2 separate regions of the Homo sapiens genome follow, and region 1 is linked to region 2. Evidence: read pairs that join two places in POLR2A ChIA-PET (ENCODE). Cell type or tissue: HepG2. All regions are shown on one strand. Each heading gives the region's core, and the rest is flanking DNA. Links, peaks and the distances in the headings are about the cores only.

Region 1 (5,000 bases), core at 1-5,000, 310 kb after region 2:
GGCAGAGCAGGAGTAAGTATTTTTGTTTTGTAACCTTGGAAAAAAGAGAGTTGAGGCAAAATCCACAGAGGACTAGAACCTGTATTCCTATCTGGTGTGGGAGGAGAGAGATGACATTTGGTTGGGAGAAGGCTGGAGCCAAGTTATGGTGTTCAGTTTGTTTCTGCTCTGCTGTCATAGGGCTCTTCCTTGGAGGAGCTATAGCTCTATGGAACCGTATGAATGGGAGAGTAAGGTTCAACAGTTCGTTGGTGTGACCTGGGTGTATGTGCACATGCGGATGCATTGTGTACATGCAAACTCAAATCCCCATAGCATCCAGCTAGGAAGTCTAAATGAGCAAAGCAAGTTGGGTATAAGAAATAAGAAAGTGCTGGGAGCTATGCTTAATAGGAGACACAAGCCTCAAATAGCAGAACAGCTGCTGCTCTGTTCAGTGCCGGGTGATTTTTGCTGTGCGGGAAGGTGAACTGAGATGCATTTTCTGGTATTTCAAAAGAAGCTGAAAATCTAGATTTACTTTTTGAATGTGGAAAATTCTGCTTTTTAAATGTTGGCAACTATTTCAGAAAGTTTTTATTAATCATCATGTATGCCCAATCTGTGTTGAAGGAAATGTGTCTGTGGACTGCACACAGTCCATACCACCAGGTTGCAATTATTTCTGTCAACCTGAGCTATGCTGAGTCCGGTGGGCTAATACAGATGAGGCAGGGCTGTGTCTGTGTGGTGTAGAGCATGGAGTCAGTCTGTGTCCTGAGCTGTGATGAGATCATTCTGTGAGAGTAAATAACTGAGCTTGTACTTGAAAGTTGAGGACAATGTGGAGAACAAAGAGCTAAGAGCACAAGCAAAGGTCCAGAACTAGAACATCACAGGGTGTGTTTTGGAGACTGGATGATTTGAGTAAAGAATCATGAAGAGCAGAAGTAGTTATCAGGCTAGAAAGTTAGGCTGGAGCCAGATAAGGATGGGCCTGAGTATTTGGAATATATACTGTTGGCAACAGATGACTAAATACTCGGGTTCTCTTGAAGGAGTACAGGGCAGAAATCAGGAGATAGAATGAGAAATTTGACATTTACACCAGAACTTTCCAGCCACAAAGAGCAAGGTAGAGTCAATTAATGCACTGAGTCTAGTTAGAATGATTGGGTTAAGGTGAGAGTGGCCATTCCTAACACTTAGCAAAACAGTGTGTATGCATATGCCTGTGTGCAGTTATTTGATTATACATACACTTTCCAGCTGGGCTAGGCTGGCCTATCTGGGCCCAGTCAACTGCTGTGGACACTGAGCTTTAACACCAATAAGTGCGTGCCGTATTCATCCTCATTCTCATTTCTTTCTCAGTGCCTCTTGACCCTCCAAGGATTATTGCACTGATCCAGAACTGCTAAAATGGAGAAAGCCAGGCCTGACCTGTGCGCACAGCACACAGCATTGATATTTGATGTGAGATTAGGTCAGAGTCAGCCGGGAAGCCTTCTAAAGCGTGGCATACAGCCAACAAAATGAAAAGGCTTTATTCTGGGGGGAAATGTTTCCCTCTCTGCCTGGCTTGCTTTCCTTATCCTCCCTTAGACATCCTTTCCCCTAAATTCTAGTTCATTATTTTCATTTGAAACTCTCAAATTCCACTGGGCCACTAGCTGACCACATTCCTCCCTAAACAATAGCATTCTATTTTAAACACTTATTGTGCCAATGTTGACATTTTAATAGCCCAAGAGGGGCTGAAATAACTACTCCTACCTCACCACCATCACCAAGGAGATCAAGTATCATTTCTAGGATTTATGGTAAGCCCCTCACGGTGAAAGCACAAAAATCAGAGGCCAGGAAATTGGCAGCTACGTATTTTAAATAGGATTTCGGTAATCTTTGGCTGGTCTTTCCTAACAATGTTGAAGTTGATATTTTGTAACTTAACATTGGTTCTAGTTCTGCCTGGTGAGTAGCTCTAATCTCATTTTCATTATGTGAGAAAACACTTATTAATTAGTAGAAACTATTGGCAAACTTGATATAGTTGTGAATGAATAATGTAAATCCCTAGTGGGGCCCTTCCCAAACCCTTGCTCCCCTTCCTAAATAAGCAAACAGAGGGAAATTTCTGATTTTAGTGGGATGATGTACCACTGATTACCCAACATTGCTTATGACTTTACCATTAAGATTTATAATGAAAACTCTTTTATCTATATGTAACAGGAATTAAACTTTATGCAACAAGTTAAATAACAAACTTTCTCGATATCCAAATGAGTGCTTTCTTTATCCAAGTTCATCAGTGTAGGGGAAAGTCCTAACCTTATTTCAAAAATGTGCAAAATATTTTGTAATAACTAGGTAATTCTAAAAACATATAAGGAATTATCTGAAGTTAAGTGTGGTGAGTGAAGTGGATGATTGATAGTCATTTGGGAGCAGTAAAGTGGGTAAGAGTAAAAATTAATGAGACAGTCTTCTTCACGTGGTTCAAAAAACAGCTTCTGAAGGCAGTTTCCCTGGAAGAGCTCCAGAAGTGTTCTTGTATGTGGCAGTAAAGAAAGACAATACTCCTGATGACTGGTAACCAAGTAATGCTGGCTTAAACAGTTACTTATGTGATAATCAAACTTCCCTTGCTGATATAAAAGTTTTTATGTATTCTTGGTTTGATCACTCCTAATTTGTCTGCATGCAAGGAGAACCAGACTTAAGGTAGGATCCACTCATTTACTGACTGATTGCTTATTGAATGCCTTCTCTGTGCTGGACAGTAGGAGTAAGATGAGGAGCACTGTGGACTTTGTCCCTGCCCTCATACATTTATGATAAGGGGTTGTGGGGTCAGGGCATGGAAAAAACAAAAGGCAAATCTTTAAGACAAACTGATTGGAAACGACTGCTATTGGTTAAATACACCCACATGTTGAGATAATTTGTACTTTCCCAAAACATTATCTTGATAACATTATAGTCCCAGAAAGCGTTAGGGAATGTAGTAATGAAACTTTGGCAGGTCTTGTGCCTCTACAATGTTTGTGTTGCTCATGACCTTTGTACATGAATGCTTTTGCCCATGTGGCCAGTCAAAAAATGACCTGGTTGACCTGTTTTTCCAAAAGACCTTTGACCAAATCTTTGATGGACAAACAGAGAATCATGTTTTCAAGAAGGATCTACTTGCAAGCAAAGTTCTATAGTGTAGTCAGGGAAGGCTCTATGAAGTAATGAACTCTTCTGGCAAAGATCTGAAGGATGAGTAGAAAATAGTCTGGTCATGAGCTAGGGGAAGTGATTTACAGGCAGGAGTAACATGTGGAATACAGAATAATTTGACTTTAATAAATTTCAAATGGTAAAAATTTTCCAAAGTTCAAAATAGAAACATAACATCCCGTGATATTAGAAAATCTCATTACTTTACTTTAGTCTGGCCAGAAATGTGTCAAGAGGAAGACTTCAAAGAGGTAGATTTCATCTCTCTGGCCTGTAAACAAAATGCCCAAAACACTTCCCCAAGGCTTAAAGTCAGTTTGTAATTACTCTTTTCATCACCTCAGAAGAATTTCCAAACTTTAGTAACGTAGTAAAATTTTTTTTGGCCTTTGTGAATAAATACTATGAAATTTGGTTCAAAAGATAAAGCAAAGAGCAACTGAGGTCTTCAAAACATCATGTATCTAGAAGGTATTACCAAACATCCGTTTTTTTTAAAAAAGCATAAGGCATAAAATCAATTCACTAATGTCATGCTAGAGTGAGGTAGTAAAATGAGGCAACTCAGACCAGATGGTGTAATTCATAAACAGGGCTGTCATTTGGGAAAACGGGTGGAGTGGATGGAGAAATTAACTTGCAGTCTTTCCCCTTCCATTTCTTCCCAATCCAACTAACCTTATTCCTCTGGGTCATTTAGCTGTGGCTAAAACACACACACACACACACACACACACACACACACGTGTGTATATATATAATATATATATAATATACTTTTTACTTATAGCCATAGGTAAATGGTGAATGAAGTAGATGATTGACCTGTGTGCATAGCACACAGCATTGCTATTTGATGTTTGATGAAATATCAATGCTCTCAGAATAAATAATTAAATGAGTGTATATATATAGACACACACACACACACACACACACACACACACATATATTTCTTTTTTAAAAGAGTGTAATTGATGCCAAAGCCACTTTCTCTTCAGAGCTGCTTAACTACATGAAGAGTGTGCACCAACCTGGGGTTGCAAAGAGTTCTCTACCTTGTCCGGCTTCTGGAAAGGATGTGCGCTTTGCTCAATGGGGAATGGATAAGATGAGGATGTCCCACTGCTGGTTGGTTAGTACATTTTTGTAGATGAAGCAAAGCACATCTGTTCTTATACAGAATCTCATCTTTAAAAGGGACCTCAGATAGCATCTAATTCAAAAACTCATCTAATGCAGTGCAGTATTCCTCTAAGATACATACATAAATGCTGGCTAAATGCCCCCAGGGATGGAAGTTTACTGCCTCACAAGGCAGCCAATTATCTTTCTGACAGGTGCCATTCTTCCTAATACTGAGGTAAAGTCCATTGTTCTTTAGCTTCCACAAAAAGCAGTGATAATACTCTTGACGGCTTGCCCTGTGCCAGGGTCTGTGCCAAGGAGCTTCATATGCATTGTTTGTAACACTTGCAACATTAGTGGCAGGCAGGGATCATCCTGCACATTTTACAGGTGAGGGAACTGGCACAAGGTCACACAGCTAAGAGAGAAGGATCTAGTCTGGCTAAATCCAATGCCTAGGCCAATTTCTTGACACCATGCATAATTCCTGTTTCAAATTTCTATATGTGAAGGCACCTTTTAGACTCTTCTGTTTTCTCATTGATTTCTCATATGGCATGCCTTCCAATGCTTTCAGAATATGCTATGACAGTATCTCTATAAAAATATAAATCAATACAAAAGTTATTGACCCCTAGAAAATGACAATCACATACTTCAATTAA
Region 2 (11,050 bases), core at 2,965-7,964:
GGATAGGTTTCTAGGAATGAAACTACTGGCCAAAATAGAACTTAAATCATAGGGAGAATTTTTTTTTTTTTTTAAGACGTAGTCTTGCTCTTGTCATCCAGGCTGGAGTGCAGTGGCGCTATTTTGGCTCACTGCAACCTCTGCCTCCCAGGTTCAAGCAATTCTCCTGACTCAGCTTCCCAAGTAGCTGGGATTACAGGCGCCCACCACCATGCCCAGCTAATTTTTGTATTTTTAATAGAGACGGGGTTTCACCATGTTGGCCAGGCTGGTCTCGAACTCCTGACCTAGGTGATCCACCTGCCTCGGCCTCCCAAAGTGCTGGGATTACAGGTGTGAGCCACCACACCCGGCCGACATAGGGAGCGTTTTAAACGTAGCTTACAAATATTCACTCAAGTTCTTGGTAGTTTATAGGTGCTACTTTATTTGTGTACTTTTTGGCTTAATAAATGTTTCATTTAGGCCAGGAGTTCGAGACCAGCCTGGCCAACATGGCAAAATTCTGGCTCTACTAAAAATACAAAAATTAGCTGGGCTTGGTGGCGTGTGCCTATAGTCCCAGCTACTTAAGAGGCTGAGGCAGGACAATCGCTTGAATCCAGGAGGCAGAGGTTGCAGTGAGCTGAGATTGCGCCACTGTACTCCATCCTGGACGGCAGAGCAAGACTCTGTCTCAGAAAGTAAATAAAAAAATGAAAAATATTTTATTTAGGTATGGATATATGTAGCATACATATAAACTGATTTTCTGATTATAGAAATAATATGTATAAGTTAGCAAAAGTTTATAAAGATGAAAACAATCACTTGTAATTTACCAACTGGAAGGAAAAGTCACTGCTAATACTTTTTTTTTTTTTTTAGATGGAGTTTTGCTTTAGATGGAGTCTAGCCTTGCTCTGTCGCCTAGGCTAGAGTGCAGTGGCGTGTTCTCGGCTCTTGGCTCGCTGCAACCTCCACCTCCCGGGTTCAAGTGATTCTCCTGCCTCAGCCTCCCAAGTAGCTGGGATTATAGGCACTTGCCACCATGCCTGGCTTAATTTTTTGTATTTTTAGTAGAGACGGTTTCACCGTATTGGCCAGGCTGGTCTCGAACTCCTGACCTCAAGTGATCTGCCCGCCTTGGCTTCCCAAAGTGCTGGGATTACAGGCATGAGCCACCTTCCACACACACACACATAGATTTTGAGTTACATTATTATTGCATTGTATTATAGTATTACTGTTTTGAAAATTGCTTTAACAATGTGTCATCTAGTATTTTCCAATTTTGTTAAATACTGTTTTTTAATGTGAGTTAAGTACTCATGTATAATTCCAATATTCAAATATAATTTGTTATTCCATTTTTACTTTTGAAAAGGTAAAAAGGTACATGCAGATAGTAAAATTTTCAAATAATACACTAGGAATAGAGTGGAAAGTTTCATGCCTATCCCTGACTCTTGGTTCCCCAGTTTCTCTCCACAGGGGTATCTGCTTTTAACTTTTTTTGGATGTGTATCCAAAGATTTTGTCATATATCTATAGCATTTATGTGTGTATAGCAGTGCCTCTTTTTTTTAATGTACACATTTGTTCTTTGTATTGCACTTAAGAAAAACTTAGCAGTAAAGCTTAGATAGTGGTTTCCATCAGCATGTATCAGTTTACTTTATTCTTTTAAAAAGATATCTGCATTATTTTTTATTGTACAGATATATCATAGTTTATTTAGCCTTTCTCTTACATTTTGGCCTCAGGTCCTTTTTAACACGTTTGAAAATTGAGAACCAAAGAAGCTTTGTTTATGTGGGTTACATATATAGATGTTAAATGGATTTGAAATTAAAATTTAGAAAATTTGCCGGGCTCGGTGGCTCATGCCTGTAATCCCAGCACTTTGGGAGGCTGAGGCGGGCAGATCATGAGGTCAGGAGTTTGAGACCAGCCTGACGAACATGGTGAAACCCCGTCTCTACTAAAAATACAAAAATTAGCCGGGCGTGGTGGCACATGCCTGTAATCTCAGCTACTCTGGAGGCTGAGATTTACTTGAGAATTGCTTGAACCCGGGAGGCGGAGGTTGCAGTGAGCCAAGATTGCCCCACTGCACTCCAGCCTGGACGACAGGGCGAGACTGTGTCTCAAAAAAAAAAAAAAAGAAAGAAAATTGAGAAAATTTAAAAATATTAATTCATCAAAATAACAATAATCCACTGTATGTTAACAGATTTCTGTGAAAATTAACTATTTTCCAAAATGAAATCTAATGAGAAAAGTACTGTTATTTTTGCACATTTGCAAATCTTTCTGGCCTAATAGAAGAAAACTTTATTGTCATATCTGGTTCTTCATTCAGTCTTTGGTGCTATGTTGTTTTGGTTAAAGTATTTGAAGAACATCTGGCTTTATACACATGTAATTAAAGGGGAACTCATGGACCCCTGAAAAGGTCTCATGGACTCACAGGAGTCCTGGGACCACAATTTAATCAGTCCCCTGTTGATTGGAATTCAGGTTATTTATAGTCATTCGATATACAGAGCATGCTGCACTGAATGTCCTGGTAAATGTGTCTTTCAACAAATGTTTGAGTGCCAGGCAATCTTGGCTTGTGGGATGCAAAGAGGTGAAACAAGGTCTGTTCCTGAAGGAGCTGCTGTTTTTTGGTGGAGGCAGGCAGTCAGACAGGCAAGCAAACAAGAAGAAAATAACACAATTGGGCTGGGTGTGGTGGTTCATGTTTGTAATCCCAGCACTTTGGGAGGCTGAGGCTGGAGGATTGCTAGAGACCAAGTGTCCAAGACCAGCTTGGATAACGTAGCGAGACCTCATCTTTACTAAAAATAATGTAAGAAAATTAGCTGGGTGTGGTTTTACACACCTGTAGTCTCAGCTACTCGGGAGGTTGAGGTGGGAGGATCACTTGAGCCCAAGAGGTTGAGGTTGAAGTGATCTGTGATCATGCCACTGCACTCCAGCCTGGGCAACAGAGCAAGACCCTGTCTCTGAGAAAAAAAAAAATTAACTGAGGCTGCAAGATGTGCATGCTTACAGAAGAGGCAGCTAACCCAGCATTTAGGAGGAGGTGAGATTTGGGAAGGCTTTTTAGAGGAGGCGATTCCTGAGCTGAGTTTTGACAAATGAGTACAGCTACAAAAAGATGGCATGGTCATTGTCACAGCATACCTGAAACTCCTCTTGTAGAGTTTGTTTATGGTCCACAAGAGGTCCTTGCTTTTATGGCTTGGCCTTACCTTTTCTATTATCATTTTAGTCCGCATCCATCTCTAATGATATTGTCAAAGGAAAGGGTTATCATGCCTGCCCCATATCACCTTTCCAGCCCTCATTGCTTGTGCTTGCCTTTAAGATATACATACACATAGTGGCATTGTAGTATATGCATTTAAACTTCGGCTTTTAACTTCTGGAACTGAAGGATGGCAAACAATCCTAAAACTAGTAAATTGGGCTTCAAGCTGTTAACTATAAATTCACCCATTCTGAAAGGCATGTTGAATTACCTGTTCCCTTCAAAATCTACCAAGTAAATTGTTAAATGGTATTATATTATGCTAGTCTGCTCTTTAACAATCTGTATTGGTGCATATTGTGAGAAGGTTTAAGGAGTTGGAAATTTTGTAAGTTTTTTAGATGATGTACTTTCACAATGGACAATGAATCAGATATTTCAACCATGTATTTTCCTTTAGCAAACTAGATTTTTTTTTTCTTTGAGGCGGAGCCTCAGTCTGTTGCCCAGGCCGAAGTGCAGTGGTGTGATCTTGGCTCACTGCAACCTCTGCCTCCTGGGTTCAAGCGATTCTTGTGCCTCAGCCTCCCGAGTAGCTGGGACTACAGGCTCCTGCCACCATGACCTGCTAAATTTTTTTTTTGCATTTTTAGTGGAGACGGGGTTTCACCATGTTCGCCAGGCTGGTCTTGAACTCCTGACCTCAGGTGATCCACCTGCCTAGGCCTCCCAAAGTGCTGGGATTACAGGTGTGAGCCACTGCACCCGGCCCAAACTAGATTTTTTTTAAAAAAGCATGAGTAGATAATAGAGGCTTTTGGATTACTCTGTGTATTTTACCCCCTCCACTTGATGTTTAAGCTCTCAGGTTGGCCTTTAAGACATAGTACAAAAGGTCTTGTTTGTACAGCTTCATGTAGTTGAATTTAAATGGCTGATGTTATATTTTAACAGTCTCACCTCTAAGTTCTGAGAGTTTTTGTACTAGTTAAACAACAGATCCAGGAGCAAGCATCCCTTACTTAGCCAGACAGATAATACTGAAATAATGCAGAGTCATTCTTGTTTATCATCTAACTTCCAAGAAGCTAGAAATCAACTATTTTCTGATCTTCAGCACCTTCTGTCTGGGCAGCAGTAACCTGTAACCCTGGCATTTTATAATTCTTGTGACTTGGTCATAACCAACATTTGCAGGGGGCGAAGCAACTGCCAGGCCCTGGACTGACTAATGAATGCAAATTATCTCTAATTCCCACACAGATCTCCAGAGCAGTTTTTGTTATATCATTTGCTTTACAAATAAATAAATGGCCTCAGAAAGGTTGAGTAACTAACTTGGTCAGGTACAGTGGCTCACGCCTGTAACCCAGCACTTTGGGAGGCCAAGGCGGATGGATCACTTGAGCCCAGGAGTTAGAGACCAGCCTGGGCAACATGGCAAGACCCTGTCTCTACAAAAAATAAACAGAGTTAGCCAGAGTGGTGGCGCATGCCTGTAATCCCAGCTACTTGGGAGACTGAGGTGGGAGGATTGCCTGAGTCCAGGAGGCTACAGTGAGTCTATAGTGAGGCTACAGTGAGCTGTGTTTGAGCCACTGCACCCCAGTCTGGGCAACAGAGCGAAAACCTTCTCAAAAAGAAAAAAAGTTGGCCGGGCGTGGTGGCTCATGCCTGTAATCCCAGCACTTTGGGAGGCCCAGGCAGGTGGATCACAAGGTCAGGAATTCGAGACCAGCCTGGCCAATATGGTGAAACCCCGTCTCTACTAAAAATACAAAAATTAGCTGGGCATGGTGGTGTGCGCCTGTAGTCCCAGCTACTCGAGAGGCTGAGGTACAAGAATCGCTTGAACCCAGGAGGCGGAGGTTGTAGTGAGCCAAGATCGTGCCACTGCATTCCAGCCTGGGCAACAGCGCCGAGACTATGTCTCCAAAAAAAAAAAAAAAAAAAAAGTTGAGTGACAAATATGTGGCTTCAGAAAGGTTGAGTAACTTGTCCTAAGTCAAACAGCTAGTTAAAGAGAAACTAGCGTTCAAACCTGGGGCTCCATAGCTAGGATTAAACTTCTTCCCATTATGTCGTGCTGACATCTGAGTACTCTAGAAACTAGTGAAATACTCATGTCTTATAAATGCCATGTAGGGACAGTGTGTCTTAGTCTGTTTGTGTGGCTATAACAAAATACCTGAGATCAAGTAATTTATAAACAACAGAAATGTATTTCTCACTGTTCTGGAGGCTGGGAATTCCAAGATGAAGGTGCTGGCAGGTTTGGTGTCTAATAAGGCCTGTTGACTGCTTCCAAGGTTGCACCTTGAACTTTGTATTCTCACATGGCAGAAAGGATGGAGGAGGAAAAGGGCTAAAGGCCACATTAAGCTTCTTTGATTTTATTTTTTCTAATTTTAAAAATTTTCCACTAGAGACAGGGTCTCACTTTATTGGCCAGGCTGGTTTTAAGCTCCTATACTCAAGCAGTTCTCCTGCCTCAGACTCCCAAGGTGATGAAGCCTCTTTTATAAGACACAAGACTTAAAACAAAAACACAAAAACAATAAATTAAGTTTTTTTTTGGAGATGAGGTCTTGCTCTGTTGCTCAGGCTAGAGTGGAGTGGTGCAATATTGGCTCACTGCAGCCTGGAACTCCTGGGCTCAAGCAGTACTCCTGTCTCATCCTCCAGAGTAGCAGGGACTACAGGCGCATGCCACCACACCTGGCTAATTTTTAAATTTTTGGTAGAGACAAGGTCTCACTATATTGCCCAGGCTGGTCTTGCATTTCTGGCCTCAAGTGATCTGCCTGCATCGGCTTCTCAAAATGCTGGAATTACAGGTGTGAGCCACCACACTGCAGGGGAGGAGCCCTTATGACCACTTAAAGGCCCCACCTCTTAATACTATCACATTGGTTATTAAGTTTCAGCATATGAATCTGGGGGGCACGTTCAGACCCTAGCACCATGGATAGCAGGGAACAAGTATGCTGAGGCTCAGAAGGCCCTTTAAGGGTAGGATAGAGGGATGTACTTTTTGTTGTTGTTGTTCTGTCCCTAAAACATTTTTTTTTAAAAAACCTAAAAAAGGAAGCACTGACTTCCTCCTCCCATGATCAAAAGGACCAAAGGGGGTCAAAAATAGAAGCCATTTGGTTGTGAGGAGGTAGAAATTGCTTTTCATCATAATGGTAAGAGTTCAGGAATAATGCCTGAACTTGGTGTTATTTTATTATTCATTTGTCCCATTTGTCACATGTCCCAGCATTAGGTATGGGGAGGCGTGCAAAAAAGTAAAACTTGTTCTCTGTCTTTGAGGTACCGACAGTCTAGGGTTTGAGCTCTGAGTTCTACATTACGTTCCCAGGAGGCATGGCGGTGCGCATGCATGCAGGTAGAGCATGGGGGTCATAGACAAGGCAGCAAGGAGTGCTTTGTTCACATGTACCTTTTGCCTGTAATGCCTTTCACACTTCTTTAATCTCTCGAAGTCCATTTCTACTCTCATTGCTTCCATGAAGCCTTTCCACACCTGTTGCAGCTACAGGTCATTTTCTTCTCTAAAATTCTCTCATACCCATTGGTACCTTTAATTTGTTATTCATTATCTCTTGTAAGATGTTCTATTTCATAATTTCAGTTATTGTCTGTTGCCATTTGAATAGTAATTTTTTTTCATGACGGTTCAGTTCAACTAATGTTTTAATAGGCTATAACGAGAGGAGAGGAGACAGAAAAAAATAAGACACCTCATATACCTTATGCCTTGTACCTGATATCTTCTGGAAGTACTCTAAAGAAAATGAGATAGTACAGTGAGGAAGAGTGGGAAGACTACTTGAGATTGTGGCGTTAGAGGCCTCTTTGAGGAGGTAATATTTAAGCTGAGCTCTGAATAAGGGTAGGAGTCAGGCGTGTGAAGATTTGGTAGCAGGCCGGGCACGGTGGTTCACACCTGTAATCCCAGCACTTTGAGAGGCCGAGGCAGAAGGATTGCTTGAGGCTAGGAGTTTGAGACCAGCCTGGGTAACAGAGTGAGACCCCGTCTCTATAGAAAATAAAAATAAAGTTAGCTGGACGTGGTGGTGCAGGCCTGTAGTCCCAGCTACTGGGAGGCTGAGGTGGATCACTTGTGCCCAGGAGGTGGAGGCTGCAGTGAGCTATGGTCACACCACCGCACTCTAGCCTGGGCGATACAGTGAGAAGTGTCTTAAACAAGAAGATTTGAGGCAGAGGAAGCAGTATGTGGAAAGAGCCTAATATAGGAGTGAACTCTCAGTAAGTGGAGAGGATGCGGGAGGAGGCTTGTATCTTGAGCACTGTAAGTGGGGAGGAGATGGTAGAAGCGGAGGCTGGAAAGGTAGGTATAGGGCCTTGAGGCATGGCCAGGAGTTTGGGCTTCATTGTAACTGGATGAGAATCCATGGAAGGTTTTCAGGTTGTTACTTTTATTTTTTATACGTAACAGCTATACTGAATATAAAATTTGCATACAGTAAAATTTATTCTTTAAAAGTGTACAACTCAGGGCCGGGCGCAGTGGCACACACCTGTAATCCCAGCACTTTGGGAGGCTGAGGCGGGCAGATCACAAGGTCAGGATATTGAGACCATCCCGGCTAACACGGTGAAACACCAACTCTACAAAAAAAAAAAGTGTAAAAATCAGAGGTTTTCCTATATTTTACAGAGTTGTAAAACGATCACCACTATCTAATTTCAGAACATTTTCATTTCTCCAGAAAGAAACCCTATACCCATTAGCAGTCACTCCCCATTTCCCCCTTGCCCCAGCCCTAGGCAGTTACTACTCTAGTTCTGTTTGTATGGATTTGCCTATTCTGGATAGTTGTATGTTAATATATGTGACTTTTTGTGTCTGGCTGCTTAGCATGTTTTCAAGGTTTATCTATATTGTAGTGTGTATCAGTACTTTATTCATTTTTATTGCCAAATAATTTATTGAATGGGTATACCACATTTTGTTTACCCATTCATTCCTTAATGGACACTTGGGCTGTTTCCTGCTATGGGACATTTGTATGTAAGTTTTTGTATGGATGTAAATGTTCATTTCTCTTGGGTATATACCTAAGGATAGCAATACAGGTTCATTTGGTAACTCGACGTTTAATAGTTTGTGGAAGTGCCTGTTATCCAAAGCAGCTGCATCATTTTACCTTCCCACTAGCAATGAATGAAGGTTCGTTTCTTCTCATCGTCAACTTTTACCTTCTGATAAAAGAAAAACTTCAGCCAAGTTTAATTGAGCAATGAATGATTCACGAATCGGGCAGCCCTCAGAATCACAGCAAATTCACAGAGACTCCAGTACAGCCACATGGTGGAAGAAGATTTATAGACAAAAAAAGAGAAATGACTACAGAAATCGGAAGTGAGATACAGAATGGCTGGATTGGTTACAGCTCGGCATTTGCCTTATTTGAACACAGTTTGAACACTCAGCAGTGTATGAGTGGTTGAAGTATGGCCACTGGTATTGGCCAAGACTCAGCTATTGTTATAGTCACATACTCCTAAATTAGGTTTTTAGTCTTATCTACCTAAGCCAGGTTGCAGTTTGTCCACAAGTGTAACCTCCCGATGGGCTCACCTTGCCTGCTGCCTAGACAGAGCGGATTTATCAAGACAGGAATTGCAATGGAGAAAGAGTAATCCACGTAGAGCTGGCTGTACGGGAGACTGGCGTTTTATTATTACTCAAATCAATCTCCTTGAGCATTCAAGGATCAGAGTTTTTAAAGATAATTTGGTGGGTGGGGCTTGGGAAGTGGGGAGTGCTGATTAGTCAGGTTGGAGATGGAATCATAGGGGGTGGAAGTGAGGTTTTCTTGCTGTCTTCTGTCCTTGGGTGGGATGGCAGAACTTGTTGAGCCAGATTATGGGTCTGGGTGGTGTCAGCTGATCCAGTGAGTGCAGGATCTGCAAAATATCTCAAGAACTGATCTTAGATTTTACAGAGTGATGTTATCCCCAGGAGCAATTTGGGGAGGTTTGGACTCTTGGAGCCAGAGGCTGCATGACCCCTAAACTGTAATTTCTAATCTTGTAGCTAATTTGTTAGTCCTGCAAAGGCAGACTGGTCCCCAGGCAAGAAGGGGTCTTTTCGGGAAAGGGCTGTTAATCAATTTTGTTTCAGAGTCAAACCCATGTACTGAATTCCCTCCCAAAGTTAGTTTGGCCTACACCCAGGAATGAACAAGGGCAGCTTCAAGGTTAGAAGCAAGATGGAGTCGGTTAGGTCTGATTTCTTTCACTGTCATAATTTCCTCAGTTATAATTTTGCAAAGGCGGTTTCACAAGGACTCAAATACTGAAGTATGGAGTCCTTCTCAGGTCATATTTAGTTTGCTTTAACCACCCCTCCCTCCCTACCTTTCTCTCTCTTTCAATTTTAGCTACCCTATTGAGTATAAAGTGGTGTTTCATTGTGGCTTTGATTTGTATTTCTCTGAGGACTAATAATGCTGAACTTCTTTTCATATGCTTACTGACCATTTGCATATATCTTCTTTGGAGAAATTCCATTCAAATCCTTTGCCCATTTTAAAATTGGCTCATTTGTCTTCTTGTTGAATTCTTTATATATTCTGGATACAAGTCACTTATCAGATATATGATTTACAAATATTTTCTCCTATCCTGTTTCACTTCCTTGATGGCTCCCTTGGAAGCACAAGTTTTTGATTTTGATGAAGTCCAGATGATCTATTTTTTCTTTTGTTGCTTATGCTTTTGGTGTCATAGCTAAAACACCATTGCCTAATCCACAGTGTAGCCATTGTTTTTAAACATGGGACTGACATCTGACTCACATTTTGAATAGATCACTCAGGCTATTTGGAAACTGGGGTTGAAGGTTCTAGAGTGAAACTAGGGAGAACAGTTAAGAGGCTGTCAGTATTGACAGACAAATGGGTAGACTTTAAACTTATTAAGCACTTGTAAAATCAGTCTATTCCAAAAGCATTTTGTTAATCAGAGTAAGAAATGGTCTCTACCTTCAACAATTTACAAGATAAAAATATACTCAATTATTTTATAAAGCAAATTATATTGAGTGCTATAAAAATAGGAATGAAAACACTTTTTTAAGAACAGTAGAGAGAAGAGTTACTTGTATGAACTTTTATTAAGTTCATTTAAAAAATCTCTAGTGTCTAACATACCTTGCTTAATAGTTGTTTGTTATACCTCTGGACAAAAGAGTTAGAGGGCTTTGGGAAAGATGGCATTAGAACCGAGCCTTGAAGGATGAGTAGCAGGTGGAAACATGTGAAAGCAGGGTATTTTTGATGTAGGTATCATGTCTATGAGTAGACAATTAAAATTAAGGGAACTTTGTGAGGTGAGATGACACACACCACACCTTTTGTCCCAGCTACTTGGGAGGCTGAGGCAGGAGGATCACTTGAGCTCAGGAGTTCAAGGCTGTAGTGCATGATGATCCTGCCTGTGAATAGCCACTGCGTTCCAGTCTAGGCAACACAGGGAGATCCCATGTCTGGAAAAAAAAAAAAAAAGGAACCTTCATTGAAATCTAGAGTTGGAGGAATTATATGTAGAGTTGGAGCTTACATGTAATTCCAGATTGAGTTCCTCAAACTCCTTTTGGTGGCTGTTACTCGTAGCAGAGTATGATGTGGATTGTAGTGGGGGAAAACTGGAGCACAGCCAAGATGGTGCCACAACAGTTTAGATGCGGTCTAGGGTAACAGTAATGGATAAAAGGGGAAGTGAGAGGAGTGGGGGTAGTGATGGCAGTGTCTGATAGGACTGTAGGAGAATGGT

Evidence for each region. ChIA-PET counts read pairs that join two places held together with the same protein. Peaks named below come from ENCODE experiments on the same cell type or tissue, not always from the same donor. Only the 100,000 strongest peaks of a DNase experiment are listed, where the experiment ranks them.
Region 1: POLR2A ChIA-PET joins it to region 2 with 7 read pairs; 2 of 35 experiments call an interaction of 5 or more read pairs at or near these places.

The regions. Positions count from the first base shown.
Region 1 is chr1:65,468,494-65,473,493 of GRCh38, forward strand. All of the region lies in intron 2 of LEPR (leptin receptor), which reads left to right. Among named protein-coding and RNA genes, the nearest start is that of LEPROT, 50 kb to the left of the region's middle. In HepG2, for the core only: no CTCF peak of the experiment used is centred there; DNase peaks (open chromatin) are centred at 788, 1,478, 2,818 and 3,078.
Region 2 is chr1:65,154,795-65,165,844 of GRCh38, forward strand. The region is part of intron 1 of AK4 (adenylate kinase 4); the gene reads left to right. Among named protein-coding and RNA genes, the nearest start is that of AK4, 12 kb to the left of the region's middle. In HepG2, for the core only: no CTCF peak of the experiment used is centred there; DNase peaks (open chromatin) are centred at 4,137 and 5,233; H3K4me3 peaks cover 825 bases.